2 separate regions of the Homo sapiens genome follow, and region 2 is linked to region 1. A link is a loop called in an ENCODE intact Hi-C map of the cell type or tissue named here. Cell type or tissue: endothelial cell of umbilical vein. All regions are shown on one strand. Links, peaks and the distances in the headings refer to the core of each region. The heading gives the core; the rest is flanking DNA.

What was found. Hi-C counts contacts between places; a loop is a spot of excess contacts. Peaks named below come from ENCODE experiments on the same cell type or tissue, not always from the same donor. Only the 100,000 strongest peaks of a DNase experiment are listed, where the experiment ranks them.
Region 2: it touches region 1 in a loop (2.2-fold over the local background); 2 of 110 quality-filtered maps call a loop at or near these places.

Annotation. Positions count from the first base shown.
Region 1 is chr2:45,256,500-45,272,221 of GRCh38, reverse strand. No RefSeq gene overlaps it. Among named protein-coding and RNA genes, the nearest start is that of LINC01121, 9.4 kb to the right of the region's middle. RefSeq lists enhancers at 14,497-15,069, 15,070-15,643. In endothelial cell of umbilical vein, for the core only: no CTCF peak of the experiment used is centred there; a DNase peak (open chromatin) is centred at 8,881; H3K27ac peaks cover 2,700 bases.
Region 2 is chr2:45,375,853-45,391,574 of GRCh38, reverse strand. It overlaps SRBD1 (S1 RNA binding domain 1), which reads left to right. Exons shown (of 21, transcript NM_018079.5): 21 at 1,976-2,895. The coding sequence ends at 2,265. Among named protein-coding and RNA genes, the nearest start is that of LINC01121, 130 kb to the right of the region's middle. In endothelial cell of umbilical vein, for the core only: no CTCF peak of the experiment used is centred there; DNase peaks (open chromatin) are centred at 8,624 and 10,834; H3K27ac peaks cover 1,225 bases.

The DNA.
Region 1 (15,722 bases), core at 4,009-12,008:
GAACTGATGGATGAAGCAGTCAAAAGAACACCACAGGGCACTGTCTAGTCAGGGGCTGAGTTTCATAACATCAAGTGCCAAATCCAGACTACAGTGTCCTGGAAGAGATGCCAACAACATGGGAAGTATTACTGGAGTCAGGAAGTCAAAGGCAGAGCTCAGGATGGGGAGATGTGGCCAGCAAAGGAAAGGAGCAGGCACTTCAAGGAAAAAGCTCGAGTGACAACGGGAGGTTGGAATGAGGGATGCCTGGGTCACATGCTTTGGTGGCCTTTGAAGGAGAAAGCTTAGGCACTGGGGGAAGTGTGTTAGATACGAGGAGGGATTTGGGACAGAGAGGCTGATGCTGCCGACAGAGAAAATTCTCAGCAGATAGGCGTAAGAGTGACTGCCTGCTCTGCATGGGAGGACATCACTGAAGGTTAAAATGAAAAGGCAGAAGGGACCCAACATGAAGATGCCTTTGGTGAGAATGCTGTTCTTATGGGTTGGTGCCCACGTCATACCAATTGTTAAATATTTTAAAGATCTTCCCAGCATCACATCCTTGGCCAAGTGGTGCCATGTACTTTGGGGGCATTATCTTGAGTTGTGCATTTTGGGGAATCCTGTGCTTCTGCAGGGAGGAGGTGGCTAAAGCTCGGTGACTTCTGGTAGAAGTGGCTGGAGAAAGGCTTCAAGTCAATGATTTTTTTTAAAGGGCCCATGTTCTCAGCCTGTGGCTCCGTTCCCCTCCTGCCACCAGCAACAGCAGCTGAGGGACCGTGGGATCTGTGGGGTCTCTCCTCCTGTGCACATGTCTCTTTACTGAGGCCAAGTGATCTTGTGTCACACCCCCTCCCCTTTGCTCTCTTCCCCTGGATTCCCTGCATGGTTGTCTGCTCCCTGCCTTGATTCTGTGGCTCAAACCTGCCTTGATTGTGCTTTGTATAAAAATAGTCCCAGAGGGCTGGGTCTTGGGGCCAGCATCCTAGACCAAGAAGTAGCTTTTGGAAGGGGAAACAGATATGCTTGTCATATCCACATATTTTATAATCCAATATGTTCAGGCAAGAATTTTGGCACAACCTCACTAGCCAGGGTCTATTCCAGGTATCAAATGCCCTGTATCAGATGCCCCTGTCCTTTGGAGCCACTTTGCCAAGAGCCCCTAAGGAGCCGACAGGGAGACAGGCATTCCTCTTGGGTCCACTACTTAGTTGTGCTGCCTTTTTTCAAATCACGTTTGTCTCCTGATTGTCATCTTCTCTATTCACTTTCCAGGTGGTTGTGGCTATTGAGAAGCCACTCCCATCCTACCACAGCACTCTGGAAGCTTTGGAAAGCCCCTGGGATCCATGTTCTCTGAGCCCACTCCAAGGGTTTTTCTCCAGGAATCCTTCCTGGATTCAATTTTGCTCAACTTGACACTAATCAGAAACCCAGCTCAAAATTCTTATCTACCAAAAACTGGAGGAGAATGAACTAAGGATGACCTGACCATCTCTGATTTGTCTTTATAAGAAAGGAGTTCTGTTTATCTGATCACATTCCATGTGCCTTTGCCCAGGGAGTACATGGCTCGAGAGTTTTGAAGTCATTTGATCCAGCCCCTTTCATTTTACAGTCAGTGTAGATGGACGGCTAAGAAAGAAGGGTCTGGCGCCATATTTACTGGGTTTAAATCTTGGTGCCACTGCTTTGTAGCTGCGTGACCTTGGGCTTGTCACTTATACTCTTTGCACAGTGATAATAAACATCCTTGTTTCATTGGACAGAAGCCATGTTTAAAGAATGTGATGCATATAAAGTGCTTAGGATGGACCTGGTGAATAAATATCTTTTTATTATTGCTATAAATGAAGAACTTGAAACACCGACCCTATTCTGTAGATTTGCTGGAAACTGGATACTGGGAACTATTTTGTAACTTGTCATGTTAGTAAAGTGATTCTTAAACTTTTCACCAGAGTATTTCTAATATCAGAGAAGAGCAGAAACATAAACCCAAGGAATCTAGGGGCTTAGTTCCACATCATGACAGACACCTTGGGCATTTGTGTTATCTTAAAAAATGCATGACCTTTTTGCATTCTATTTTTCAATAGATCTGTGTTTGTTCTAATATCAAAATAGTGGTTTCTCTTCAAGCCCTTTATCTTTATAAAATCAACTCTCCTGGACGTAAACGATGGCTGCGCACTCCATGATGTGCATGTCTGTGAGCAACTCTGGTTTGAGGGATGTGAAGTTAGTGTATGGAGTATCTTAAATAGCCAGGCTGAGGACTGTTTCCATGAAGGACAGGACTTCAGATCTCTTACAGGAAGCAGAAGGGGAAGGTTACACACAAGCAGCACCTCCTTCTGGGAGCGAGACACGGCCAGCAATGCAAGATGATGATAACTTCATCCCTGAATGTTGGCAGCTTTTTGTTTTTGGCAGACTTAGAGGCCCCTCTCTATGACTCTCTGGGCTCCAGACTGGGGGCTCTGGTCCCACTATGCCTTAGGGAGGCCACAGATCTGAAAGATGTAGCGTGACTTGGTGCCTCGAGGCTGGCTGTGTGGTGAAACGGAGTCCAGACAGACTGTCAGCGTGGAAACCATGCGGTGACAGCTTCCTTCACCCTCCAGACCTGTCAGCTCTCAGGAGTACTGACAGGCCTCTAATAATAAGGTAAACAAAGGCTTTAGAGCATGGAGGAGGAATGCTGGAATTTTTCCTTTAATGTCTTTCTATTCATAACATGTCACAGAGCTAACGCCTAGCCCCGTAGAAGTAGCAGCTCCTGGCTTTTAAGATCTCCCAAGGAAGGTGAGGAGAGAGTCCTGGAGCTCCAGGGGCTGAGCTCAGAGTCACAGCCAGTCTCTGGCCATGGGCCAGGCATCTGGCCACTTCCTTGGGAAGTCCAATTGCTCATAAGTTTCCATCTTTTAGGGTGAAATCCAGACTCTCTAGCCTGGTGGTCAAGGCTGGGTCATGGCCACCATCCAGCTTTATCTCTGGATAACACTCTGGTGCTGCTCTATACCTGCTCCCCTTTCCCACCCAGGAAGTTCCACCCCAGTTCTCTCTGTTGATGTAGGCAGCTTCCAGGAAAAGCCACCTCTATTTTCTTCTCAGAGGTCTTGCCAGTGTGCGTGCTCCCATCAGCTCCAGAAAAGCTGGCAACTTTTCTGCATCAAATCTTGGGTGTTTCTGCCCCTACCTTGGGTATTTCTGCCTCCTGGGTCTCTTTCTTATCCACCTTCCTACAATCCCCCTAGTAAGGCAGACCCCCTTTGCAGGGTGAGGATGGCAGTAATGCAGCATTTCTGTGCCATTACTTACAAAGACAAATGGCCTGTGAGCCTTTTAGGATGTAATTTAAAAGCCATTTGTCTAGCAGTAATAACTGGAAATGGAGTTCCACTGTAGGCCGGCATGACTTCCTTTAGGAGCGAGGGATCTGCTAATGGTGTATGGCTGCCCCGAGGACTAGCTGGCAGTGGCTGTGTCAGACTTACCCACTTTTTCCACTGGAAGGACCTGAAATGGGGAAAATGGCATTTTGAGGGGACTGTGAGCTCACATAGGGCTTTGGAGAAAGGCAGATACTTTTCTCTGGAGCCCAGCGTGGAAAGTTCCCAGTTGTTTGTCTTATACATCGAGAGGACCAGAAATAGAACTAGGTTCAGAGGGGTGGGGATTATGACCATCAATCTCGCGAATTCGAATCCTTGACGTCTGGAAATGTTGGGCTTTATCTTTGTCCTCTCTTTTTTAAGAGATTGCAGGCAAATTTGAATTATATGGCTTTGATGCACCTCAGAAGTAAAATTTCTCAGAACACTGATGCTTTTTCCTTTAGACAACAAAGCTTTTATTTTATTCATTCAGGATAGACAGTTTGAAAAAAATAAATTACTTGTGCCTCTTTAAGAGAATTGTTGCAGAGACAAATGTTCACTGATTACACATTCTTTTGAATGTCTTTCTCTGCTCTTCTTTTGTTCATTACGTGCTATTTTACAGTTACATTGTTTTATCTATCTTGGTGTTTCATATATATTTACTCCTTATTTGGCTGGGAAAAAAATTGATGGAAACATCCCAAATGGTAAAATAAATGATAGCATGTTTCCGCCAAGGGCTACTTTGTGGCCTTTGAAAATGAGGTAGGAGACTGTTGATACAGAAATTGGAACTGTGGAAAGAAGTTTGTGCGGTATCACTAAGTGATATAAGCAGGCTGCTAAATAGTGTGTACATCAGGATGGCCCCTATGCCTGGGAAATCTTGGTGAGCTCTGACTCCAGACCATTCAAATCTATGAATGAAGATGCCAAAGTACTTAGCCTTAGGTAAAAATTCTGTGCACTCAGTTAAAGGATTCCACACAAAAGAAGTAACATTCACTGATTACCTACCACGTGCCAGGCACTATTTTAGGAGCTTTCCTACATGATCTCCGTTAATCCTGATAATCATGCTCTAAGGTTATCTTTGTTCAAGATGAGGAAGCTAAAGCTAAGAGAAGTTGCATCACTTGCTCAGGTACACACAGCTGACAGAGAGTGGAGCTAGGATTTGAATCTAACATAACCAGCTGCAAAGCCCATGTTCTTTCTCTTACCCAGTGATCTACTGCCTCAATAATGCCGCATGATGCATGAAAAGCAAACACAAAACCTGAAGGGCATGCAACAATCAAGGTTTACTGCTCACGCCTCTGGGGTCAGTGGGGAGTTGGCTAGGCACTTTGGCTTGGCTGGACTCACTCAACGCGTCTGGTGGTTGGCTGGCCATGGCTGATCTGGGCTGGCCTTGTCTGGGGTGATGGGCGTGGCTCGGATCTGCTCCACATGTCTCTCATCCTTCAGCAGGCTAACTGGGCATGTTCTCACAGCAATAGCACAGGCGGAGGACAGCAGGAGGAATCACAGAGGCCCCTTGAGAACCTGACTGGGAACTGGTGCACTGTCATTTCTATTGGTCAAACCAAGTCACATGACCAAACTCAGTGTCAAAGGTGTGGGAAAAGGAACTGCAAAAGTATACAGTAAAGGGCGTGGACATGGGGAAGAGAGAAGGATTAGGGTCAGTAAAGCCATCAGCCACATCCAACAAGCTGCCTTCTTCAAGCAGGTGTTCTGAGAGCTTCATCTGGACATTCGCCTAAACTTTTTAAGATCTTGGTAAAGTGGCCAGGCGCGGTAGCTCATGCCTGTAATCCCAGCACTTTGGGAGGCCGAGGCAGGTGGATCACTTGAGGCCAGGAGTTCCAGACCAGCCTGGCCAACATGGAGAAAACCTGTCTCAACTAAAAATACAAAAAATAGCCGGGCATGACCGCACACAACTTTGAGCCACGAGAATCGCTTGAACCTGGGAGGCGGAGGTTGCAGTGAACTGAGATTGCACCACTGCACTCCAGCCTGGGTGACAGAGTGAGACTCTGTCTCAAAAAAAAAAAAAATTTTGGTAAAGTTATGTGTGGGTGGGAACAACAAAGTTAGGGGAAGAGGGAGGATGGGCGGGAGCAGATATGGATTTAACCAAAATAACTTCATTCTACAGTATTTTATTGACTGTGCTAAAAGGAGAAAATGGATAAATTTGTTAGATGCTGAAAAAATCAAAGTGAAGGTTAATTGACTGCAATACCTCTCAGTATCTTCAATATTACAATAAGCATTATGAATATATGGGAGGTAGACTGCATGTTTCCCAAACTAATTTAACCGTGAGAACAGCCTACCTATTAACCTCTCTTAGAAAAAGTGTTCTGGGAAACCCCAGTTTGGGAAGCACTAGACCAGATGATTTTTAAGGTGCTCTTTTGTGACATAGGACACACCCTGGGACGATTCAGGGAAGGAGAGGGTTTTTATTGTTGTTGTGTTATTGTTGTTTTCCACCCCATGCTAAATGGACCCAAATTCATGACCCAGAAAGAAAACAGATAGCAGAACTGCTTCCGTAGCACTTTCTTGGCCGGCTGGCAATGTATTACTGCTGCCAGTCCTTCTCGCTGCCTGGCTCTGGCTTTTAGATGTGGCATCTGTGCAGGAAGCTAAAGGGCTTCCAAAGAGTACAGTGTACAAGCTTTGTGAACGTTACAGTTGTCTGCAGTGGCTCACGCCTGTAATCCCAACACTTTGGGAGGCCGAAGCCGGTGGATCACTTGAGGTCAGGAGTTAGAGACTGGCCCGGCCTACATGGTGAAACCCCGTCTCCACTAAAAACACAAAAATCAGCAGGAAGTGATGGTGGGCACCTGTAATCCCAGCTACTTTGGAGGCGGAGGCAGGAGAATCTCTTGAACCTGGGAGATGGAGGTTGCAGTGAGCTAAGATCACACCACTGCACTGCAGCCTGGGTGACAGAGTGAGATTCCATCTCAAAAAAAAAAAAAGAAAGTTACAGTTGTCCCTTAGTATCCGTGGGTGATTGCTTCCAAGACCCCCTTCAGATACCAAAATCCACAGATGCTGAAGTTCCTGATATAATATGGGGTAATATTTGCATGTAACCTGCACGCATCTTCCTGTATACTTTAAATCATCTCTAGGTTACTTACAATACCTAATACAATGTGAATGCCATGTGACTAGTTGTTATACTGTGGTGTTTAGAGAATAATTGTAAGAGAAAAAGCCTGTCCGTGTTTAGTACAGACACAAGCATCCTTTTTGTGTTTCAAACATTTTCCATCCAAGGTTGGTTGAATCCATGGTTGTGGAATCCCAGATACAGAGGGCCGATTGTATTCATCCCCAGCTGTTCTTGTCGCTGCCCAATGGGTATTAACATAGTTCTGTGTGCTTGAGATTGCTGCAAGCCTTTCCTTCAGGCAACTGCCATCATATGAATAAGATTGCAGGAGGAAAGGTAGCTCAATTAAAAGAACAATTGTCACACACTTGAGGAACACATGCTTGAATGTATCCACTATGCCAATGATAAGCAATGATCTTTTTCTATTTGGGAAGTGGAACCACAAGATTTCCACTTGTCAATCTTTGTTAACCTCATTCAAAGCCCTATGTGTATATGAAAATATCAAAGCAATATGAAAAAGAAAGACATCTGTAACTCAGACTTTTCACAGAAGTGGTGTGACTTATGGAAGAGGGGCCTTGTTGGTTGTGCAGATTCACTGTCTCTTGGCCGAATGACGACCGAGCATTGCTGTCCCATGCTCTGTCTCATGAACCTTCTGACTCACCCTGCACGCTCATCTGTGACCTGTCAACCACAAAGTGATGGAGGCAGATCTCAGTGGATTTAGAGGTTTATTTTGCCAAGGTTAGGGACACGCCTGAGAAAAAGAAACACAAGTCACAGTAGTTGGTGTCTGTGTCCTGTGCTTTTTCCAAAGAGGGTTTTGTGAACCTCAATATATAAAGGGGACAGAGCAAGTGGAAGGGGAAGAAAAAAGACAACAAAAAAGGAGAGTGAGTAGGCAATGAGGCAAGTGGTTACATTCCTGTGAGGTGCTGATCAGCTCAGTGAATCTACATTTTACACCTGAAAAGAAGGGAGTGGGGGAAAGTCGATTATGCATTCCTCGCTGGCTCAGTGAATCTACGCTTTACATGCGATAAAGTAGCATGTGAGATTACAGCTATCTGTTTGGGAACACAAGGAAGGCAGTTTTTGCATGACCCAGTTCCCAAGTTTAACTCTTCCCTTTGGCATAGTGAGTTTAGGGTCCCGAGATTTTATTTTCCTTTTCACAGACCCCTGTCTGGCCAGGACTGAGAGGTGATGATATTACCTTGGCTCCCTTCCACCTGGGAAGTGGGGGACTGGACCCTTGGACCTTGTTCTGCCCAACCCCCTTCCTTTGGAACTGCATCCCTTGATCTCTGACATGGGCCCTGCTATCCAGATATACCAGCCACACAACCCGCCTGGAGTCCAGCAGACAGTGGAGTGGGGGCCTGCAACAAATAACATCAGACAACTGGCTCTTACCTTCCTCTGGAAGCTCAACAACTTATGGCCATAGCTGTTTTAGCAGGGCTGGAAGTGACCCCATGGTACCATTCTTTCTGTAATCTTCGTGTCTTCTACGGGTACAGCCCTGGGTTTCACAACCCCTGCATGTGTGGTAGTGTGTGAACTGGTGCTCTTTGGAACTTTGGGTTCATTTACATAATGCATTTCTCAGGTGCATATGAGTTATGCATGAGCGTGTATTGTTAATGATTTGAAATTTAATTTGAACATGACAATTTTTTCTTACCCCTCAGTTTTCCCTTTCTCTCCCACTCTAGCTCATGCAACACTTCAAAAGAAATTTGGGTCGCTTTTCTGGATGCTGTGGGCTCCTGACTTTTTACTTAAAACGGGAGGGGAGCACTCAGAAGCCCAGGTACAGGGGAGCACCTTGTCCGAGGTAACTTAATGAGCCGGTGGAGGATCCATGGGTAAGCCCAGGATTCCCTGCCCCAGAAGCCCTCCCTCTCCCCTTCCTCATTCATGTCTCTGCTAGGAAAGCTAATTGATAAGGGGTGCAGGGCATCCCGAACTTGCTCTATGCTCAGGCTTTCCACCAGAAAAAGGCTCTATATGGATGAATGTCCTGTGATTACTTCCCTTTGCCGATTAGAATTCTCAAAAGTGGAGAGAGATTCTTTCTTGCTCACTAGAAGGTATGAGGTGAAGAGCTACCAAGGACAGACCTCTAATTAATTCTCATCAGGGTGTCCCCTGAGGGAATTCAGTTCTCTCCTTCCTCTGCTCCATCCTGTTCCCCACGTGTCATGACCTCAGCAAAAGACAAGTTCAGTTCCCACAGGTGCACGGGCCCACTCTCCTAAATGAAAGGGAAGAGAAAAGTGTTGAGGACTGATCTCCCCTCTCCTGCTCCCGAAAACAGGAAGCAGGCTGGGTAGATTGACTTGATACAGAGCTATCAGACTGCTGCTTGCTCACACGGGGACCTTTATCACTGCCAGTCATCAGCGCTCTGGTGAGCTCATGAATAATGCATTTCCCAGTGATTTCCTTCTTTATTTGCTAGCCTGAGGCAATATTGATTGAAAAACCGTCTACATAGCTGAGCTGTGTTGTGGCAACATTTATTGAAAATGATTTGGAGACAGAACACACATATGTTTATCTCTACATAGGTATGTTGTTGTCTGTTGTCTTTGGATAATGACATTTGTTTAAGGGGCCGCTGCAGTTATTCAGCAATGTTTTCAAATCGAAGGTGGATTCAGGTTGGAGCCCTGAAACAGCTGTATGGTGTGGTGGATCAGGAAGATGAGGCAGAGTGGGAGGTGGACTGGGAGGAGAAGATGGACGGGGAGGAGGTTGAGGTGGATTGGGAGGAGAAGGTGGATTGAGAGGAGGTGAATTGGGAGGAGGTAGACTAGGAGGAGGAAAAGGTGGACTCGGAAGAGGTGAGGGTGGACTGGGAGGAGGAGAAGGTGAGCTGGGAGGAGGCAGAGGTGAACTGAGAGGAGGTGGAGGTGGACAGGGAGGAGGAGATGGTGGATTGGGAGGGGGTAAACTGGGAGGAGGTGGACTAGGAAAAGATGGCCTGGGAGGAGGTGGAGGTGAATTGGAAGCTGGTGGGTGACAGGAACAAATACAGCAGAGCCAGTGAGGACTCAGGAAGGGTCCCAGGATTAGAACCGCAACATTAGTGGTCATTGTACTGAAAGCAGCTCCACTCAATGTGGAAGGAGATGTGCAAGTCATGAAATGGAGACAGCGTATGCGGAGCCTTCTTTTTTCACAATTTGAGATTTAAGAAAAGGTGAGAAAACGAACCCTACTGCTAACTAAGAAGACTTTTTGGGAGAACTGTAGCCTTCTTGAGCAGTTTCCATAATATGCCATATGTGAAAATACCTTCCCAACAGCAGGGAGCCATATGGATGGAAGAGTTTTAGGTCCTGATTATTAATAACAGCAGGATGCTGCAGTCAGTGGATAGGACAGACCTAAGCCTTGCTGGCCAGCTGCAGGGGGCTCTTCACCTCTCTGAACCTCCAGCGCTTCTTGGGCTCTCTCTAGAACTTCAGTAATGGTGGCTTCTCCACCTCCATCATTGACAGGCCCCAGAAAATGAAGACTTGAGCTTTGAATGACTGGGAGAGAAGAGTGTGAGGGAACACAGCTGAAGGAGCCTCCCTCTCACCACCCACTTCCTGTGACACCCTTCCAATACCAATCTGGCACTTGCTGAGCACTTGCTGAACTGTCTCTGGAGCTTTCAGAGGGAAAGCCCAGGGTGGTAAGGGGAGGGCTATACAGAGCCAGTGCATGCTTCGGAAGGAGAATCAAGTTCCCTGAAGAGGGTTCTCTCCTTGGAATCCCTGAAAGCTTTTGTGACAATATAATTAAGTGGGAGGCCACGACAGCCTGTCAAATTCTAAGTGTGCTTCTGGCTCACCCGAGGTGGTGGGTGGGGGAGTAGGGATGGGAGCATCAGGCCTGCTATCAGCACAGAAATTCCAGGTATGCGCTTCTCTGTCAGTTCCTGAGAATCATAAATGAAGTAAGCAAAGGCTCCGAGCCGGGAGCCTTCAGCAGATGAGGATGCCAGCTACCCACCAGCACAGGCCAGCCCCTGCAGCTTCAGCTGAACAGAGCAGCTGGCCTTGGCCTCTGCTCCATCCAAGCTCAGTCTCCTCGTCGCTAATAGTGGTTAACACTTACGTTGTTTCACTGTCTCAGCCCTTTGCAGGAGCGTTGCCCGCAGGTCACCATCACATTTGCCCCTTGAATATGGTGCAGCCAGGAGGGGCTTTTGCAGCCAGAGGAGGGAGATGAAGTAGGCAATGCTTGCCTCTGTCTCTCCCCTCTGTTTTGGGTGCTCCTTCCCACCCAGACAGGCGTCTGTCAACACTGCCCCATCCCCACCCCAATCCCTTTCAATGTTTTTGGGATGCTCACGGGCCTTTGCCTGTGCTGTTCTCTGCCAGGAGTGCCTTCCCTCTCTTTGTTCACCCTTCAGGAGTCAGCTTGAGGAGCCAGGAGTTATCCTTCAGAAGTTCATCCATCACCCTGCCAGGGCAGGACAGCTTTCCTGACCCCCATCATGGGCTTTCAGGGTATCTTCTTCGTCCTGTCACAGTCATAGTTTCCTGTTCTTTGGATGATTGTGTGACTGTCTTCCGAAGTAGGCTGTAGGCTCATAGAGGCAAAAGACATGTCTGCTTTTTTTTTTTCTTAAAGATACAGTCTCACTCTGTCGCCCAGGCTAGAGTGCAGTTGTGTGATCCTGGCTTACTGTAACGTCAAACTCCTGGGCTCAAGCAATCCTCTTGCCTTGACCACCCAAGTAGTTGGGACTACAGGTGCATACCACAGCACTGGGCCCTTGTGTCTGCTTTTGTTTACCCTTGTTTTCCTAGCGCATTTAGCAAAGCGCTGGTGCAAAGTAGATGCTCAATTTTTGTTTAATGAATGAAGGAATGTCAGGGCTCCTTCTGGTCCTCTTTCAAAAGGGATTTGATGAACTTATTCACTCTGAGAAGTTAGGGAGCCAAATGTATTTTCCCACTTGGCACATTTGCTCAAGGAAGAGAAATCTAAGAGAAACCTAAGTAAGAGAATGGCTAACACAAAGAAATACGTCTCCAATGGTGTCATTCCGGGTATCAGGTGCAGACAATATTTGGGGTCAGGCAGCATTGCTAGTGCTTTAAACCTCCATTTGCACAACCACCGACTTGGCCAACATATATAGGTTGCCCTTGGTTCCTACTGCTAATGACACTGGGGACTCTACCTTTTTGGTACCCAGGTGGTCTTGGAGACCTCAGTGTTCTGTGTTTTGGACTTCAGTTTACCGCATTTGCTGAGTAGCAAATGGAACTGAGAGTTTGCACCTTCCTCCCCCGACCTTGTTGGGTGGGAAGCTTGAAGCTGGAACTCCTCTGCGTGCTTGTTTCTTTGCTTTTGCTTACCTGAAAGGAAGAGGCTGGAAGGGAAGGCTTATTTCCTCTGCAGGGTATGGATGGCTGCAGCCTGCACCAGCAGACTTGCGTTTATTTGAAATTGCTCTGCGGTGGAAGGCGCTCTAATCTATCATGCCTCTGCAAATGTCAATTGGAGAAATGTGAGTTCCGTATTTATAAAGCCAGAAAAATGGGAGCTTGTCCCCCCACCTCCCAGGTGTGCATTTATGCACTGATGAATGACCCCAAAGTGAGTTTGTTATAGAAAAAGTCCGTGCCAAAGGCAGAAAGCTTGCATCTGGAAACACAGTCTGACAATTAGGCCTCTGAGCCCAGCGGCCAGCCCTCAGGCTCCACTGCTTCCTGGCTTTGACTATCACGTCCTTAATTCTGGGGTGAACTCAAGAGTTTTGGAATTTGGATTCTCATTGTTTCCACAGTACTGTCCCCAGAGGCTGCTTTTTTGTTTGTTTGTTTTTGGTGCTGGGGGTGGAGTTTTAAAAATCTTGGAAGCCTATAAAAATTAGTACAGAAGAACAAAATTCTTACCCCGGTCTTGACAGGGAGCCCTGGCCCTGCCCACCTTCCCTTTGGGGAACATACATTCCTGTATCAAGACATGACCCCGATCCCGATTCCTGTCCCAGACCGCTTCTCCTCTCCAAACTAGCTTCTCCTTTCCTGCCCTCTAAACAATGGCACCCTTTATTTTAAAAAGGAGGGTGAAATATCGACACTTCCAAAGTGCCATTTACAAAAGGGAACAGGAGTGAAAAATTAGGACAAGCTAAGCCAAAAATGATGTGCCCCTCTTGGGCTCCTGCAGGTCTCTCTTTTCAAAGGGTATCCCCAGGTGAGGTCTGAGCTGAGTCATGTCTGACAAATCGGTGCCTTGTGTTTTATGCACTGCAGAAAACATAGCTGCTGTGAAAGGGTTAAAAACGAGCACTCTTGGTCGAGAGCCCTAAGCGACAGACAGGCACGTTCAGTTTCAGTCAGTTTCAGTCGGAAAGAAAGACAAGTGTTTGGTTAGTAACTGGATCTGGCTGGAGCTGGGTTTTGGCCTCCGGTCCCTCTGCAGGTTGAGGAGCTGGGGATGGTCCAGTTCTTGTGGTTATTTGGAGGTGGAATCAAGGCAGGAAGCCCTGGAAGCCAGGGCCTGGGGAGGTGCTGCCCGCCCCTCCTTTACACAGAAGGACACCGAGGTCTGGTGAAGGCCGGGGAGTTGATCTGGGCCATCCTGGTTAGTGGCATAGTAAAGACAAGCATGAGGAAGCCTCACTTCCAGTCCTTGTGGGTTGTATTAGAACATGGACTCAGGTAGCCACAGACTCAGTGCTGTTTCAGCCACTTCTTGGCTGGCTTACCCCCTGCAAATCCATTCTGAATGTACCTCTCCATTCAGAATCTTCATGCGTGAAAATGGGTTCAAAAATACCTCTTAGGCTGGGTTTTTTTTTTTTTTAATTAAACGAGACAGTTCATCTAAAGACTGGAGGCTTAGGCATTCAGCAACATGTTCATTCTCTGGCTAGCAGGAGTTCTCCCAGGCTTGGGAGCATTCCTGCAGATGGAACAGCAGCTTCTGGAGCAGTAAGGATGTAATTAACCTCTGAAAGCCAAATCCAGCATCCCCGTTGAAGTCCTATACACTCTCCATACAGTCCCTTAGTGGAAGAACTCCATATTAAAGGGAAAGGTAAATGTAATGGGGGGAATAAAAGGGCCTTTTCTGCGCAAAGGGGAACTCGCCCCAGAGAAACTCCCAGTGAACAATGCCCAAAGCAGGCCTGTGAAGTTAGTGAGGCCTGGAGATTAGAAGGAGGAAGGAAATAATGCTTTTCTTGTCTTGGCCTGCAGTGGCAAAAGAGAGCAACAGCTGGTGGGCATATGCAGCCTGTTAGGGGCATGCTCCCATCACACAGAAGGAAGTCCTGCCCAGCACTGGCAGGGCCCGGGCAACCACTGGGGAGTGGGTGGTCCGGGGGTCTCGGGAATCAGAGCCACCGCTGCCAAGGCTCTGGACCCTGCATTCACTCCCGGCGACTTGAGCAGGGCTTCCCTCCCCAGCTCTAGCCCCTAAGGCTTTTCCCCTTCCCAGGAGGTGTCGGATCCAGTGATGCTATCGACAGAAACTCTGAGGAAGCTGGGGGTTTATTTTGTATCGACTTCAAAACGCATATGAATATCTCCCCTCTAGCTAGGTCCGGATGGGAGACTTTGGCTCACTCTGCAGGCCAGAATCTGTTTCCCCAGCCAGGCTGGACAGTGAGCGGCCTTCTTCCCCTTCCACATCTTCCTTGGTTTTCCTTTACCAGCCTAAAGGATCAAACTCCTGAGACATGGGCCAGGGCCGCTTGCTCGGCCCCTCTTGTGCCCTCAGCCTTTGAGCCGCTGGACCATGTGACAAGATGCCCAGCATTAGCGTCTGCTAATTAATCCAAAAGCTGGCTCCCCGTTGGCCCATAGAGTTTTACAAACCTGAATTAAACGAAGTGTTTATGTGACAGATATGTGGGAGGATTTCAGATATAATCACCATCAATCTGGCTGCAGCCAAAATAAATTCTGTGAAAAGTAAAACAAACTATTGCACAGACAAAGTAGGCCTTAGGGGTCTCCAGCAATAATCTGTGTTTTCTTATTTAGCTGTGTCTAATATTTCTGCTCTTTTCAAAGTGGATAGGATCTGGGCACACAGGGCACTCTTGCTGCAGCTGACAGAGGTGGACACACGCTCCCTCCCGCTGAGCGGAGGCAGAGGGGAAGGGATGTTGCATATTTACATTTAAATTCTTAGTTCAAATAAACCAGCTCTGGCTAGGCAAGGGGGAGGGGAGGGAGCTCAGCTGTCAGGTCCAGGCCTGCTGCGGTCCCCTGTCCTCCAGGCTGCCTAGGCTGGGCTGTGGTTGGGTCAGGCAGGAGGAGGTCAGAGACCTGGTCATCCAGAGAGCGCTGGCGAAGGAGCCCCAGGACACCGGGGAGGCTTTGGGAGCTGCTCTCCTTCAGTTATTTCAGCACTCCTGCGAGGAAAGAGTGAGGAAGCCCTGGCATAGTAAGAACTTGCCCAGCTCTGTGGTGAGGCTGGAGTTTGATCCTGACTCTGAAAGCCCGTGCCGCCTCTCCCCACAGTGCCTTGGTAAACGGAGAGGGACTAGACCCAGACATTCCTCTGGGTAAGAAGCCTTTCAGCACCTGGGTCGGCCTGGCCCAGCCCAGCTGCCCTGCTCCATGTTCCTCCCGCTTCCACAGCGGGAGCTGCTCCAGGCTCCTCTCCTGCCATGGCTCCGCTTGTCCCCATTTCCCAGCCTAGGCCTGAGCTGCAGTTGGGGATGCTGAGGGTCTCCAGACTTGGTCTCCTGAGCTGCCTGTCCCACTCTTCAGGTAACTGAGCACAGTGCTAGCCTGGTTCCTGAGCTGCAGCTCCTGTTCCTGCTGCGTCCTGCCCCCACTGGCCAGCCTAGGGCCTCAGCCCCACAATGGCCAAGACTCCAGCTTGCTCCATTCAGACGTCTGGCTGCTTGAAGCCAGCCTCTGGCTTGGCATCCTTGCTGAGATTCCACAACTTCTGGGCAACCCTCTCTTCCCCCACCACCTCCCCCCACATCCCTATCCCACTGCTCAGAGTCCACTTGGCCGAGGACTAGAAGAAGCCATGCCCAGTGAACTGAATATCTGTTGCATCAGACTGCTCCTGAGGCCCCGTCCTGGCTCCTGCGCTGCTGCATTTGTAGACCTGGGGCTACATCATGTCCCTTCCTTAGCATCTGGAATTGCTGTGTATAGAATGCTCAGTGCTATTCCTTACTGCTCCTGAGATGTGAGAGCCGCCCT
Region 2 (15,722 bases), core at 3,772-11,771, 120 kb before region 1:
TTCAAAATGTCTGAGAACTTTCATCTTACTACTAAACACATACCCAAGGTGAGGAAGGCTTACAAACTATACTTTCGAGGGGGCAGATAGTATTTTGGGCATTTCCACGTGATGATATTTTATGTTACATCTCTTTTCTCCATTTTCTCAAAAGTATTTCCTTTCTTAATGCCTCATTCTTTACTCATAATAATTCTGTCTTTTGTTTTGTCAATGGTGTAATTAATTTCATGTGTATTAACACTATGGTGACTAGTTAATTTCCCTAACTGGGTTTATTAGAAGCAGTCCAGACACAGGGGCTGAAAATGCTTGGCTATGAAAGTGTTAAAGTTTGCATGGTACACAGAGGATTTTCTGATTTCTCAGTGTCCCCAACTGTCTTCAGGAATATGTTAAGTAGTTCCTGACTCTGATTTTCCTTGCAAGATTAAACTAAACAGCTGATCAGGAACCCTTAGGGAATCTGCAGCAGCTGGACCTCCCCAAGAAAAGAGAGAGAGAGAAAGAATTTCCAAGCATAAAAACAATGCCTATGGGGTCTCGGAGACCCGTCCTACCTCTGCCCCTGATCAGTGACTTAGTTCCACTTTGCTTTGACACAGCCTTAGCCTGGTGTAATATTACATTACAGTAGGTTTCTTGCTTTTGGAATTCACTGCTTTAGCATCAGGTAAAATTCCACAGAATCAATTCCAATTTTAGCGTACTCATTTTTATGTGTACAGTGAGATTTGGAGTTTAAAGAAGGTTTTTATTTTGTTTTATAAGAAAAAGCTTAATTTTTAAAACGTCTTGGTATCAGTATGGTTGGACTGGGGGAAGGGAAGAAAGGGGTGACCAGTTGTTAATACAAATGTAAAGGATAGCTTTAACAAGTCATCAGGATAAAGCCAACAGCTGTGGAGGAAAAGGAAATGGAATGGGTGGAGGGGAAAATGAGGCCTTAGTAAAAGGAGATCCAAGCATAGAATGTGTTCTTTGTTATTAGAGTCAACACTCAGTAATCCTAGGAAAGGGGGCCTTCAGGAGGAGCATGGATAAATGGAGTCCACAGATAATCCACAGCCCCGTTTAAACTGTTAGTTCTAACTCTAACTGTCTCCCTCATAAAAACCTTTGTTTTTAACTAGAACCATAATGATTCCTTGGCATGCTTTATGCCTACCTTTTGGACAATAATGAACAAAGAAATGTATGCTGGGGTGAGCAAGAAAAAAGGGCTATAAAGAACTTGGAAACAGAAATCTGTATCTTCATCATTGTTTCTCTAGCACCCAGCAGAGTGCCTGGCCAGGAGATAATAGAGTTAACAAATGTTTGATGAATTTAATTGAAAGAAGAGAAAGAATATTAGATACTACCTGGTCTGGGATTCTGAGCCATAGATAATCAAGAATCCATAAATGTTGATTGGATAAATATATATGAAATAGGTGGGAATTGATTTTCTGAGTTCCAAATTTGTGGGAAGAAGTGAGGAAGAAAGAACATTTGAATTTCATCCACATTTGGCCAAAAGTTGATGTACTTTCTACCATCTTTAAACAATTTAATAATCCAGGCACTGGGGGAAAAACCAAAAAAAAAGCTTCCAGTCTCTTGTTTCCAAAGGTCTTACTTTCTCAGTGTTTGTGGTTTAGCTTTGTATATTTGTTAAGCAAATATATATTCTCATCACCTCTTCACAAAGAGGAAAATAAGACTGTCTTCTCGATCCTTATGTATAATGCTAGTGTGTAGCATTGTAGAAGGAAGTAAATTTTCTTGAATTGTTTCTACTGCATGAATGCTGTCTCCAACTGATATGCATGTTCTCTGAAGGCAAGCGTTGGTCTGCAGCTCCTTTTATAATCCCCCCTTAATCTTTAATATTGGTCTGGGCACATAGTATGTAGTAAGTACTTATTCACAAAGTTATGTTGTATCTAGGAAGTACAATGCCTTATTTACACTTACTTTTTTTCTCTTACAGATTTTGATAAACCTGATTTCAAGAGAAGCATAGTATGCCTGGAAGATCTGCAGATTGGGACAGTTCTTACAGGCAAAGTTGAGAATGCCACTCTCTTTGGAATTTTTGTGGATATAGGAGTGGGGAAATCTGGGCTGATTCCCATACGAAATGTAACAGAAGCAAAACTTTCAAAAACAAAGAAGAGAAGAAGCCTTGGACTGGGCCCCGGAGAAAGAGTGGAAGTCCAAGTACTCAACATTGACATCCCCCGATCTAGGATTACTCTGGACCTCATTCGGGTGTTATGAGTATCCCACGAAGGCCAGACGCTGATTTTATTTTCTCATTTCCACAGATTGACAAGGATAAGTCAGTTGTTTGTAAACTCTAGGTAGCAGATGAGAAATAATTCACTTAATATCAGAAATATTTTCCAAACACTTTCCTTTATTTTTTCTTCTGAATAAATAGAAAACCAACAGTTTGATTTCCTTTTCCCTTAAAGGAAACAACTAATACACATTCTTATATGGCTTTATGTAGTAATAGTTTTCTGACTAAAATTTTGTTTTTTATTTTTTGTAATTTATCTTTAACTCCTTTTGCATTTTGTATAACAGATTGCTTAACTTCTACTTGCCAACATCTGCCTTGCTGGACTTGTATGGGATTGTCTTCTTGATTTGAATTGTACCGTCTTTGTTGACACAGTAGGGCTGGGCAGTGTTTAATCCTTCCATTTTATAGATTTTTTTTTAATCAGGCCTTTTGGACTTCATTCATAATTTTGCAATAATCTCTTTTCCCTTGTCATGCAAGCCAAAAATATACCAGTAAAACAGATTCTGACGTGTTTGTAGTTATCAAATGAATGGCTCGAAACACTTCTCAAAAGGATATACGTATTGACCCCAACAATAAATGTTTGTGGCTAGTGACTTGTTTTTTGCTATGTTGATTCAGTGAATGACCTAGAAGTCAGTCTTGATGAAAAAAGATATGGTTTATGCAACCTTTGGAGAAGAGGGAAGCCTTTGAAAATTTGAAGAATGGTTTTGTTTGATTTAGCATAGAAGAGTGTGTCCTTTCTTAAATCAGAATTAAACTTCAAATGGGGATAGAAATGGCCGTTTTAAAGATCAAATATAGATCAGGTGTGAAGGGACAAGAAAAACAAGTATATAAAGGAAGTGACTCTTATTCCATTTTTATTTAGTGGAGATGGTAAGGATTAGCATGACCATTCAGGATCAAAATAAAGCCCACAGTGGACTGGTATCCTGTTCATTCTGACTACTGCTGCTGCTGTTGATTTGCCTGATGAAGATATTTGTATGACTGAATGAGTGTCTGGTTTTCTCCATGCGTGATAAGTAGGGGATAGTTACTAAAGACGACCAGTCTTGTTCATTTGCCTAGGAAACACCCATTGTCCTGGCATAATTTTTAATATTGCCTCTTTTTATTCTCAGAGTGCCCCATTTTGGATGATAAATCATATGGTCAACTAGTAGTAGTCACTAAGTAGTGACTGTGACTATGTTTCGTGATAGTTCTACCTGGTGGTTTGCTGTTTTCAAAATACATATCCAACTGGTGTATGTAGATCTTTTTAATGCAGTAGGTTCCTTAAAAGTTGCATATATCAACTTTTTTGATATATACAACTATTTGCCTAGCAATTTCATTTCTGAAATGCTTTTCCTCTGTTTCTTAGTGGTCTTTAACTGATAGTGGATATATCTTAATGTTATAACTTTAAGTTGATCTTCCTACTCACTCCTCCCAATATTCTTCCAGGTTCATAATCTATAGATCAGTAATGAATGATGTGTACCTGAAGACTCTTACTCTGAAGCTCGAGATACAAGTTCACACGAATTCTGTGGGGGAAGAGGCCTTCTCCCTGGTCACTTCGGATATAGGAACAAGAAAAGTTGACAGTGTAAAGCTGCTCTGTTGACCTGGCAGCTAAGCTTTCATGGACACAATAAGGACTTGACATTGCACTAGATTGCATAGTTTGTCCCATCCAGCCCAAACATGGTGGAGGCTGGTATAAGGCCTAAGCTATAAAATGAGGAGCCACATCTCATTTATAACTGCAAAGTGTGCATGGTGATGCATTATATTCTATTCCTAGTCCCTATTCTACTAGTAATCCACAGTGTGCCTTTGAGCTGGTATCTTTACTTCTGCAGACCTCCTTTTCCCAAACTTAAAATGGCATATGAGAAAGCATTTATTCCCATATACATTTACTGGTGGCCTCCTTGTGTGCCAGGCATTGTGCTAGTCACTGACCAGAAATTGTGATAGGAAAAATAGGTAGGGGTAGGGAGCATGAAAAGAAGAGAAAAAGAAAAAAATAGTCATTATCCTTGTCCTTATGGAGCTTAGAGTCTATTGAGAAAGAAAGTATAATTAAATAATCATATAAAAATGTAAAATTACAATCAGATAAGTGATATAATGGAGACAGCATCTAATTAATGGGTTGACTTAGAAAAGTCAGAGTAATTCAGTGGGATTTGAGATGTGAAAGATGACCAAAACTAGGACAAATTTTACTGACCTTTAATAATAACTCTTCCCAGTAAATTGAATGAGCTGTATTGGAGTGGGCTTAAGAGAGTAGGAGGAGTTAGATTGCAGACAGTGAATTTAGACAGTTCTTTTAGGGAGTTTAGCTGTAAAGGAAGAAGAGAAATAGCATAGTGGTTGGAAGGGGGAAATGGAGTCAAAATTTAAGACAAAAGAAATGTATACAAATGGAAATGATCCAGTAAAATAGGAAAATATGATACAGGAGACAGAGGGGAGAATTACTGGAAAGATATCCTTGACTAAATGAGATCAGATGGAATCTAGTGCACAAGGGGTTGGTCTAACATAGGAATACAAAGAGTATATTCATATTAGTGGGAGAAAGGACTAAGTATATGAGCACAGATGTAGGTAGGCAAATGTAGGAGCTCATGGAAAGTCTCTGAATTTCTTCTAGTTTTCTCATTGAATTATGAAGGAATACCATCATATGAGACTGAACATTGAAGAGAAAGGGAATTGGAGGTTTGAAGAGAAAGTGTGAGGAACGGATGAGAATGAGAGTGAAAAGCCTAGGGAAACAGCGTGACTTCTAGGCAGTGTTAAATGTTTCACTTGAGGTTATTGATCTTTAATTGAATCTAGGATCAGTTAACTTATTTTTTTCTCCAGCCCATCAGCTGTGTGGATGCAGGCCCAGATTAGGTGGAGAGGTGATTTAATCAGGTTTGGGGGTTTGCCAAACAAATATGATAAAGAGGACAAAGAAGTTGAGGGCACGTGGACAAAGAAACTATTGACCATGGAATTTAAGCTTAAGAAGAAAAATGAGAGTATAAGGGGACAGTGAGGAGCAGTGGGAAAGTATGGGATTAAAGGATTGTAGACCCTGATGAAGTTGGAGGGATGTTGGAGTGGGAATAATAAAGGAAATACTGGGTTTAGGTAAGAATACTTGTCAAAAGTGGAGTGCATAACCTTGAGATTACAGAGGAGTTGCAGTTTTTGGTACTGACAGCATAGGGAATGATAGTGGGATAAGTAGCAGAAGTAAAGGATAAGGTAAGATCAATTAAAGAAAAGAAATTCTGGTCTGTCAAGAACAGAATTTGAGCAGGTGTGCTGGCTCATGCCTATAATCCCAGGACTTTGGGAGGCCAAGGTAGGAGGATCTCTTGAGCCCAGGGGTTCACGACCAGCCTAGGCAATATAGGGAGACCCCATCTGTATAAAAATTAGATTATCCAGGCATGGTGCCACACACCTGTGTCCCAGCTATGCAGGAGGTTGAGGCTGCAGTGAGCTGTGATTGTGCCACTGCACTCCAGCCTGGGTGACAGGGCGAGACCCTCTCTCAAAGAAAAGAGCTGAGAACTCAGAAAGGATTATCTATGTGAAGAATGATTTTAGGAGGCTGTCTCAGTAATGCAGGCTAAAATAACGGTGGCTTGGATCAGAGTGTTAGTGGTAAAAATGATGAGAAGTGGTGGGATTCTGGATGTAGTTAGGTGGAGGTAGAGCCAAACAGGATTTCCTGGCATAAGATGTGAGACAGACAGTCTAGGATGGCTCCAAGGTTTTTGGCCTAAGCAATCAGGAGTATAGAATTATCTACTGAAATGAGAAGACTAGTGGGGGAACAGTTTTGGTAAAGGAATTCATTTTAGACAGGTTAAATTTGAGATACTCATTAGACATCCAAGTGCTGATGTCAAGTTAGGCAGTTGGCTGTGTGAGTTTGAAGTTCAGGGGAGTGGGCTGGACTGGAAATGTGAATTTGATAGTTACTAGCATAACTGCTTAGAGCCGTAAGACTGAATGAGACCACCAATGGGATAAGTGGAGATAAAGCAGAGAAGGGGTCCAAGGGCTGAGTTGTTGAAATCCAAGACCATCAGCTATAAAATTTTTGAACTTCATAAGAGCAAGAATTTTTTCTCATGGCACGGCCTGCTAGATGCTTGTTCAGATTTCTCCCCTTCTTTCTAAGAAGATCCTGCCTGGAGAGGAGCAACGACGTGGCTAATGGATGTGAACATGACCAATTACGTGTAGGCAAAAGTCATAGGATGGAATTCTAGGAAAGTTAGAAAGTGTGGGGAGCACAGGCAGCTCAGCTATCATGCTTTTCTTAACCTTTGTCCTTGCCCTCCTTCCTGCTTGGAATGCAGATAGAATGCTGAAGGTGCTGGAGATTACATCAGAAAGACTGAAAATTTCCAAATTTATCTTGACATTATGGAGTAACCAAAATAGCCCCAAACTGCCTGCATTGGACTTCATATTTTGTTAGAAAAAAACAAAACTCCTCATTCATTTAAGCTGAGGGGAGCGGGGTGGGGGCTTACAGCAAAGTGTATTCCTTAATATACATTTATGTTGTTCCCTACTTTATCCCCTATATCTAGAAAAATGCCCAGCATGTGACAATTACTCAATAAATATTGATTGGGTGAATAAATGAACATCTAAGAATTCCACAAAATGGTTCAATGTAAAATAAACATCTAAAAAATCATGTTAAAACAATATGATGGAGTAAAGATCCCTATTCATTACAACACACTATAAAATATTTAGACTTGGTCGGGCATGGTGGCTTACACCTGAAATCTCAGCACTTTGGGAGGCCAAGGCGGGTAGATCACGAGGTCAAGAGCTCAAGACCATCCTGGCCAACATGGTGAAACCCCTTCTTTACTAAAAATACAAAAATTAGCTGGGTGTGGTGGTGTATACCTGTAGCCCCAGCTACTTGGGAGGCTAGGCAGGAGAATCGCTTGAACCCAGGAGGCAGAGGTTGCAGTGAGCTGAGATCGTGCCACTGCACTCCAGTCTGGCGACAGAGCGAGACTTCTTCTCAAAAAAAAAAAAAAACATTAAACTCTAACAAGCAATATAAAAGATGAATATGAAGAAAAATTATAAAGCATTACTAATGAATATTTAAAAAGCAGAAAATATTAAGGTATACCATTTTCCTAAATTGTAAGGCTATAATTAGTACTCTAGAAAAACCAGTCCTCCAAAAATGATCTTTTTTGCCACAATTTTAATCATCATTCCAATAGGCTTTGCCAATGTTTATTTAAACTTAAAAATAAAACTTATTTGGAAAAGTATGTGAGAAAAATCAAGTCAATACTTCAAAAGAATAATTCAGGTCAGGTGTGGTGGCTGATACCTGTAATTCCAGCATTTTGGGAGGCTGAGAGACAGGCAGATTGCTTGAGCTCAGGAGTTCGAGACCAGCCTGGGCAACAGCAAGACCCTGTCTCTATTAAAAAAAAAAGAATAATTGAGTTGTATGTATGGTTTGGGAGACTTTGCCCTGCTATTAAAGTATACTCTAAAGCTGCCATCATTTAAATAGTATGTTACTAACACAGGAAAAGAAGAGTGGAATAAAACAATTCATAGACCAGCTTATCGAAGTGAGGGGAAAAAAAAATTCAGAATCAATGGGAATATAATGTAAAGAAATGGCACTTCAGATTGGGGCAAAATTATATTGCCACACTACAAACAAAAATACATTCCCGATGGATTATACATAAATTGTTTTTAATTACGAGCAAACTAGAAGGGCTTTGAGAAGTGATTGAGTAGCCACAGTTGTGGAATGTGAGGAAAGATAGGGGAAACACAGACCTATAGACCTAAGAGTTTCATTCAGAAGACATTTCCTGAATACCCGTGAGACCCTGTGCCAGGTTCTAGGGATAAAAAAGAGCACATCTTGTGAGGATGTTTTCAGCCTGAAGGAGTTGGAATTTAAGCTACAGTAAGGGGTGTTTTAAGTTCAATATCATGAGAATTTTGGAATTCAGCTGGCTGCTGTCTACTTGAGAATATGGTGGCATCCCATCTTATCTGAAACCACAGGACCTTTTGGAAAGCTTAGCTTTGGATTAATGGAGTGCTTATGTTGGGGTGTCTGTATATCTAACCCCAACCTCAGAGTTAGCACTTGTGTTAAAATTGGAGATGGCGAGAAGGGACAGGATGGAAAAACCAAAAATATATTTATTCCATCTTTTCATTTTGGTTTCCTGCCTCAAATCAGTCATAATGAGTTGGATTTAAATAACAGATCTTGGAGAACTCCTGAATGACTGGGCTCATTGCCAAAGCAGTGTGTTCCACAGGAAGAAAGATTAGGTTTCTTCTCACTCATTTTATATGGTGAGGATGATTCTGTGCATGAAGGTTGCATTTCTTATTTAGGGAGAGAGTGGGATAAGCAGACTCTGGTCCTTTCAGCACTAAACATTACCTTTTCAGAAATTAATTTAAAAACCACCCCCAGAAAGATTTGTTGTTCTCTTGCCTCATATCAAGAATCTAAGGATTATATAGCCACACCTTAAATATTTTAAAGAAGAAACTCTCATCCTGAAGAAAGGAAGTAAATTATTACTCTAAATGCTTCAGGGAAACTTCTGAGATAGAGAGTTTATCCTAACTGTATGGCCCATCTAATATGGCGGCCTGAAATGTTATGTAGCCCAATCGTACCAGAAAAATCTAAAGTTAAAGATACAATGGTGAAGGGAGACATGGGGTAACAGAGGGAGGAAGGGGGAGAGACCAACTTAATAGCTTCACGTTGGTGGGGTACGAAGTTTTAAGAGTTGAGTTTTATCCATGCAATTAGATCAAATATAACTCTCTAGATTTATTGCAGTATTTTGCAAAAGCAATCAAGTAAGACGAATGAAAGTGTGCTACTGAAAGCTTTTCACTTCTTGCAAAACTTTCCACCTTCTTATAGCCAGGCCCACAATAACTAGGGGAATTTCCCCCAAGGGAGCACGCTTTTGGATGTCTCTCTCCAGTCCTAACGATTGGTTCTTTGATCATTTGACATTTGCCCACCTGCTTCCCAGGTTTAAGTCTCTTAGCAATGAAAAGAGAAGGCAACACCAGTGAAAGTCAAAACTAAGATATACTCACATTCTTTGTTTCACAGGGTTAAGGTGATTTTATGAAGCTAAAACTCAAGATGCCCAGTTTAGTCAAATCTGATGTAATTTGCTACTTTAGTTACCAAAATAATTGAATTTCCAACGAAGCACACTGTCATTTGACCTGTATTATCACCCACAAGAAACAGCAAGTTATTTTGGACTATTTGTTATAACTGTATTTTTATGATTTTTCCTGATTGAAAAAGTAATATGTGTAGTCTAAAAGGCAGGAATAATGAAATACGAAAGTTGGAAAATAAAAATCTCCTCTGCTAAGTAGCCACCTTCTAGAGTTTTCGTACATCCCTGTCCCTTTTTCTATGCATATGTTCCTTCGTAAAGATTTTTAACAAACTGGCATCATATGTACACTGTTCTCTTTCTCTTTGTAATTGGGCATGTATGTGTTCCCATGTCAGTACCTACATATCTACCTTAATATGTTTCATTGTGTGTGTGTAAACAATTGCAAACAGTGCTGCGGTGAGCACCATCGTACATTGTCCTGGTGGTACCGCTCTGTCAAAGAATATGCACATTTAAAGGTCAGTGGCTATTGTGAACCCCCTACCACCACCACCAACACAGTAAGGTTAAATATTTTTTCATGACTTTTTGTTTCAATTGTATGAGCACATATATGTGTATTGGTACTGGGTTAAAATGTAAAATATAGTCTTTATTGTGGATTGAGGTTTTAAAAAATGAAAGTCAAAACTGGGAGACACTTTTCTCTATGGTAAGAACTCTTGCTGTTCCCCTGCTCAGCATGGTACCTCACACTACAGAGCCTTTGTAGATGTCATTCCTTTTGCCTGAAACGGCCTCCCCTCTCTCTCACTTCCACCCGTTTATCAGGTCCCAGTATTGGATCTTACCTCAGAGGGCATTTTCTCCCAGACTAAATCAAGTTCACTATTACAGGCTCTCCTTATACTACATGACTTTCCTTCATTTCCTGCACATATACATTTCTGTACATGGTAACAGCATGTAATTAACGTCTTCCTCTGAGGACTCTCTGAGGACAGCAACCTTTAATATCTGCCACTATTTGTGATAATCAGGAAACTCACCACCCCCTTTTTATTAATTCCTTCTCTGATTTTGCCCCTATCTTCATCAGACCTGCGTCTTCCATCTTTTCCTTTGATTCCTCTAGATATAGTGTTTGGCCTTGAGCTCTGTCTTAGCTCTTAGCTCATTTTTTTGAGAAAACAGAGCATGAAAAAGGCATATGTACTCATACTTTATTGGGGGTTATAATCCCAGAGCAGGAAGAAGAAGGGAAAAAAGGAAGTGAGCCAGGAAGCAGAGAAAGCAAATACAAAGTGCTGTGTTACTTAGCTAGTCATAGACTCATAAGAAAACATTGCCAGTTTCTTAGTCACCAGGTTGTCATGGAAGAAGCTCTGTGGTATGATGGTGGCACAGAACAGTGGAAGGGTGGAAGGAAGGTAGGGAAGAGAATTCATTGGCTGTCTCCCTCCTGACTCCTGTTTCTTTCTTACTAGTTAATGTTCACCTTACCAGGCATTGATTCCTCCATACTTCAAGGTTTTATTACTTGGCTTCTGTGGACAGCTGCTAAGGAAGTAGAACCAGTTGAGTCAGACCCTTGTGCTTGAGCTACTTTGGATCCCACAGCAGCAGGTGAGAAGGAGACCACACTGAAGTCTGGTCCTTACCACCCCCAGCTAAGGTGAGACAGCATGCACCGTGACTGTAGTAGCAAACAGGCTTCCCATGGAGCCACTGGCTGAGGACAGGGGTGGGAGGGATACAGGCAAGACCGAGTAAATAGTGGATTATGGGGCTTTGAGCGAGCTTCATAAACCAGTCCAGTACAGCTTCCAGAGCATTAGAATTGAGTCTTTCAAACTAACTTAGCTTACCTGAACTGCCCCCCACTCTTCCACCCCAATTGTTTTTTGCTCCTGTTCTCTACTTGTGGAACTCAACTCTAACCCGTGCAACCCAACCAGCTCCAAGGCAATCCAGTCCCAGAACCTTATCCCTGGCCTCACAATTTGTTGCAGCACCAGGTGACCAAGGCGCCAAAACTTCTCTTATTTCTTCATTGTTTACAAGGTTCCCTTGGATCATTTCCCTCCCACCTAGATCTCCAAGAGCACTGAGCAGCGGCTGCATATCCATTAAAGAAAGAAAATTAGAAATTCTGGGCAGTGGGGAGATCTCTCTGGCTCATGGAGAGTTTGGCTCTTGTGTGATTGATACTGGAAGCTGTTGGAGTTGAAAATGAATGAGTCAGGGGCCAAGAAAACTAAAACTGACAATTGGCCCTTAACCCATCACATCTTTCAAACAAGAAAACATACCCTCCATGCCCCTGTCCTCCTAAGATAAAAACATCAAAAACCCTAGGAGAGTATATGCAAAACTAGACTGTGTATGTCTAATTTGACAAAGGGTTATTTAAAAATAAATTGCTCAGGGCAAAGCACAGATCAAGAGAGTTCCTTTGGGCTTTGGCCAACTCTTCGCTAATACAGTTTGCTGGCCTGAGTGAATAGGGCCAGAACCAAAGAAAATAGTCTGCAATCAAAAATTTTGTGTCTAGAAACTTTCCCTTGCACAATCTTGCTCTTTTGCTAACAGTTTTATTGAGATATAATTCACATATCATACAATTCACATATTTAAAGGGTACCAATCAATGGTTTTGAATATATTCAAAGAGTTCTGCAACCATTACAATACATATTATCATTTTCATCACCCCATCAAGAGAACCTGTACCCCCATTAGCAGACAACTACTTTGTCTCTATGGATTGGCCTATTCTGGACATTTCATATAAATGCAGTCATACAGTACGTGGTCTTTTGCAACTGGCTTCTCTCACTTAGTGTAATGTTTTCAAGGTTCATTCCTGTTGTAGCATGTAGTAATAGTCTATTTCTTTTTATTGCTGAATAATATTCTCCTATATGAATATACAACATGTTACTTATCCATTCATGAGTTGATAGACATTGGGTTCTTTCCATGTTTTGGCTATTATGAATTATTCTGCCATGAACATTCAAACACAAGTTTTTGTGTAAACATATGTTTTCATTTCTCTTGGGTGTACATCTAGTAGTGAAATTACTGAGTCTTTAAATGGTAACTTTATGTTTAATCTTTTGAGTTCTTCAAAAGATTGCTTGCCAAAGTGGCTGTACCACTTTACATTCTCACCAGCAATGTATGAGGGTTACAATTTTTCTATATCCTCATCAACACTTGTTGTTGTTTGTATTTTTTATTGTAGCCATCCTTAGTGGGTGTGAAGTGGTTTCACACTGTGGTTTTAATTTGTATTTCCCTCATGAATAACAACATTGAGCATTTTTTCATATGCTTATTGGTCATTTGCATATCTTTGAAGAAATGTCTATTCAGACTCTGACCATATTTTTTTTTTTTTTTTTGAGATGGAGTCTTGCTCTGTCACCCAGGCTGGAGTGCAGTGGTGCGATCTCGGCTCACTGAAACACTTTGCCTCCTGGGTTCAAGTGATTCTTCTGCCTCAGCCTCACGAGTAGCTGGGACTATAGGCACAGGCCACCACACCTGGCCAATTTTTGTATTTTTAATAGAGATGGGGTTTCACCATATTGGCCAGGCAGGTCTCGAACTCCTAACCTCGTGATCCACCCGCCTTGGCCTCCCAAAGTGCTGGGATTACAGGAGTGAGCCACTGCGCCCAGCCTGACCATATTTTATATTAGGTTATTTTTACTACATTGTGGGAGTTCTTTATATATTCTAAATACAAGTTTCTTATCAGATAAATAAAAACTTTATCCCATTCTGTGAGTTTTCTTTTCACTTTCTTAATAGTGCCTTTTGAAGCACAAAATGTTTAATTGGTATGAGGGTCAATTTATTTTTTTCTTTTGGGCTTGAGCTTTTGGTATCATTTAATAAACATGCCTAATCCAAGGTCAGGATAATTATGCCTCTGTTTTCTTGTGTTTAATAGTTTTAGCTCTTAAATTTAGGTATCTGATCCACTTTGAATTAATTTGCATGTGGAATGAGGTAGAGGTCCACACTGATTCTTTTGCCTATGCATATCCAGTTGTCCCTACATTCTTTGTTGAAAAGACAATTCTTTCCCCAATTATTAGGTTGCTGCAAAAGTAATTGTGTTTTTTGCCATTTAATGGCATTTATAAAAACTTTACTTAAAAAAAGTAATTAAAACGCAATTACTTTTGCACCAAACTAATAATTGTCATGGTACCTTTGTCAATAATCGGTTGACCATAGATGTATGTGTTCTAGAGATCAATTCCAATCAATTTATTATGTCTGTGTTTATGCCAGTACCATACTGTCATGAGTACTGGAGCTTTGTAGTATATTTTGAAATTGAGAAGTGTGAATCCTCCAATCCTCCAATTTTGTTTTCCCTTTTTTTTTTTTTTTTTTTGAGATGGAGTCTTGCTCTGTCGCCCAGGCTGGAGTGCAGTGGCACGATCTCAGCTCACTGCAACCTCCACTTTCCAGATTCAAGTGATTCTCCTGCTTCAGCCTCCCGAGTAGCTGGGATTACAGGTGCACACCACCAGGCCCAGCTAATTTTTGTATTTTTAGTAGAGGTGGGGTTTCACCATCTTTTGCAGGCTGGTCTTGAACTCCTGACCTCGTGATCCACTCCTCGACCTCTCAAAGTGCTGGGATTACAGATGTAAGCCACCACAGCTGGTTTTTCATTCTCAAGGTTGTTTTGGCTATTCTGGGTTCCTTGCATTTTCGTATGGATTTTAGGACCAACTTGTCAATTTCTGCAGAGAAGTCAGCTGAGATCTTAATAGGGATTGTGTTGAATATGTGGGTCAATTTGGGGGGATATAGCCTCTTAATAGAACAGTCAGCCCTCCATATTCATGGGTTTTGCATCTGTGGATTCAACCAACTGCAGATAAAAAATATTTGGAAAAAACTGGATAGCTGCATCTGTAACTGAATGTATACAGAGTTTTTTTTTTTCATTTTTCCCTAAACCGTACAGTGTAACAATTATTTACATAGCATTTACATTGTATTAGGTATTGTAAGTAATCTAGCGATGACTTAAAGCACAGTGTATGAGGCAATGTGTATAGGTTGTATGCAAATACTATACCATTTTATATAAGGGACATGAGCATTTGTGGATTTTGGTGTTCAAGGGGGATTCTGGAAACAATCCCCTATGAATATTGAGGCACACCTATATTGTCTTCCAATCCATGAACATGGGCTGTCTTTCCATTTATCTAGGCAGTCCTTAATTTCTCTCAACAATGTTTTGTTGTTTGCAGCATATAAGTTTTACACTTCTTTTGTTACATCTGTTCCTAAGTATTTTAATTTTTAATGCAGTTATAAGTGAGATTGATTTCTTACATTTCTTTTCTGAATGTTCACTGCAACTGTATAGAAAGACAATTTATTTTTTATATTGATCTTGTATCCTGCGACCTTGCTGAACTCATTTTATTAGTTCTAATAGTTTTTTAGCAGATTTTTCTGGATTTTCTGTATTATAAGATCATACCATTTGTGAATGGAGTTTTATCTCTGTCTTTCTAATCTGAATTTCTTACATTTAATTTTCCTGCCTAATTTATCTGACTGGAACCTCCAGTACAACGTTGAATAGAAATAGTGAGAGTGGACATTGTTGTCTTGTTCTTGATCTTCAGGGGAAAGCATTCAGTCTTTCATCATGAAGTATGATGTTAGCTATGTGGGGGGTTTTGTATGTACCCTTTATCAAGTTGCAAAAGGTCCTTTCTATTCCTTTTTTTTAAAAATATTTTTATCATAAAGGGGTATTGAATTGTTTCAGGTTCTTTTTCTACATCTATTGAGATGATCTTGCAGGGTTTGTCTTTTATTCTGTTAATATGGTATGTTACATTAGTTAATTTTCAAATGTTAAACCAATCTTGCATTCCTGGGATAAATTCTGCTTGGTCAAGGGGTATGTTATGGGTTGAATTGTGACCTCCAAAAATTCATATGTTGAAGTCCTAATCCCCAGTACCTCAGAATGTGACTGTATTTGCAAATAGGGTCATTGTGGATGTCATTAGTTAAAATGAGATCATATGGGATTAAAGTGGGCCCTAGTCCAATATAACTGTTGTCCTTATAAAAAGGGGAAATTTGGATATAGACACATACACAGGGGGAATGTCATGTGAAGATTGGAGTTATGCTGCCACAAACCGAGAAACTACCAGAAG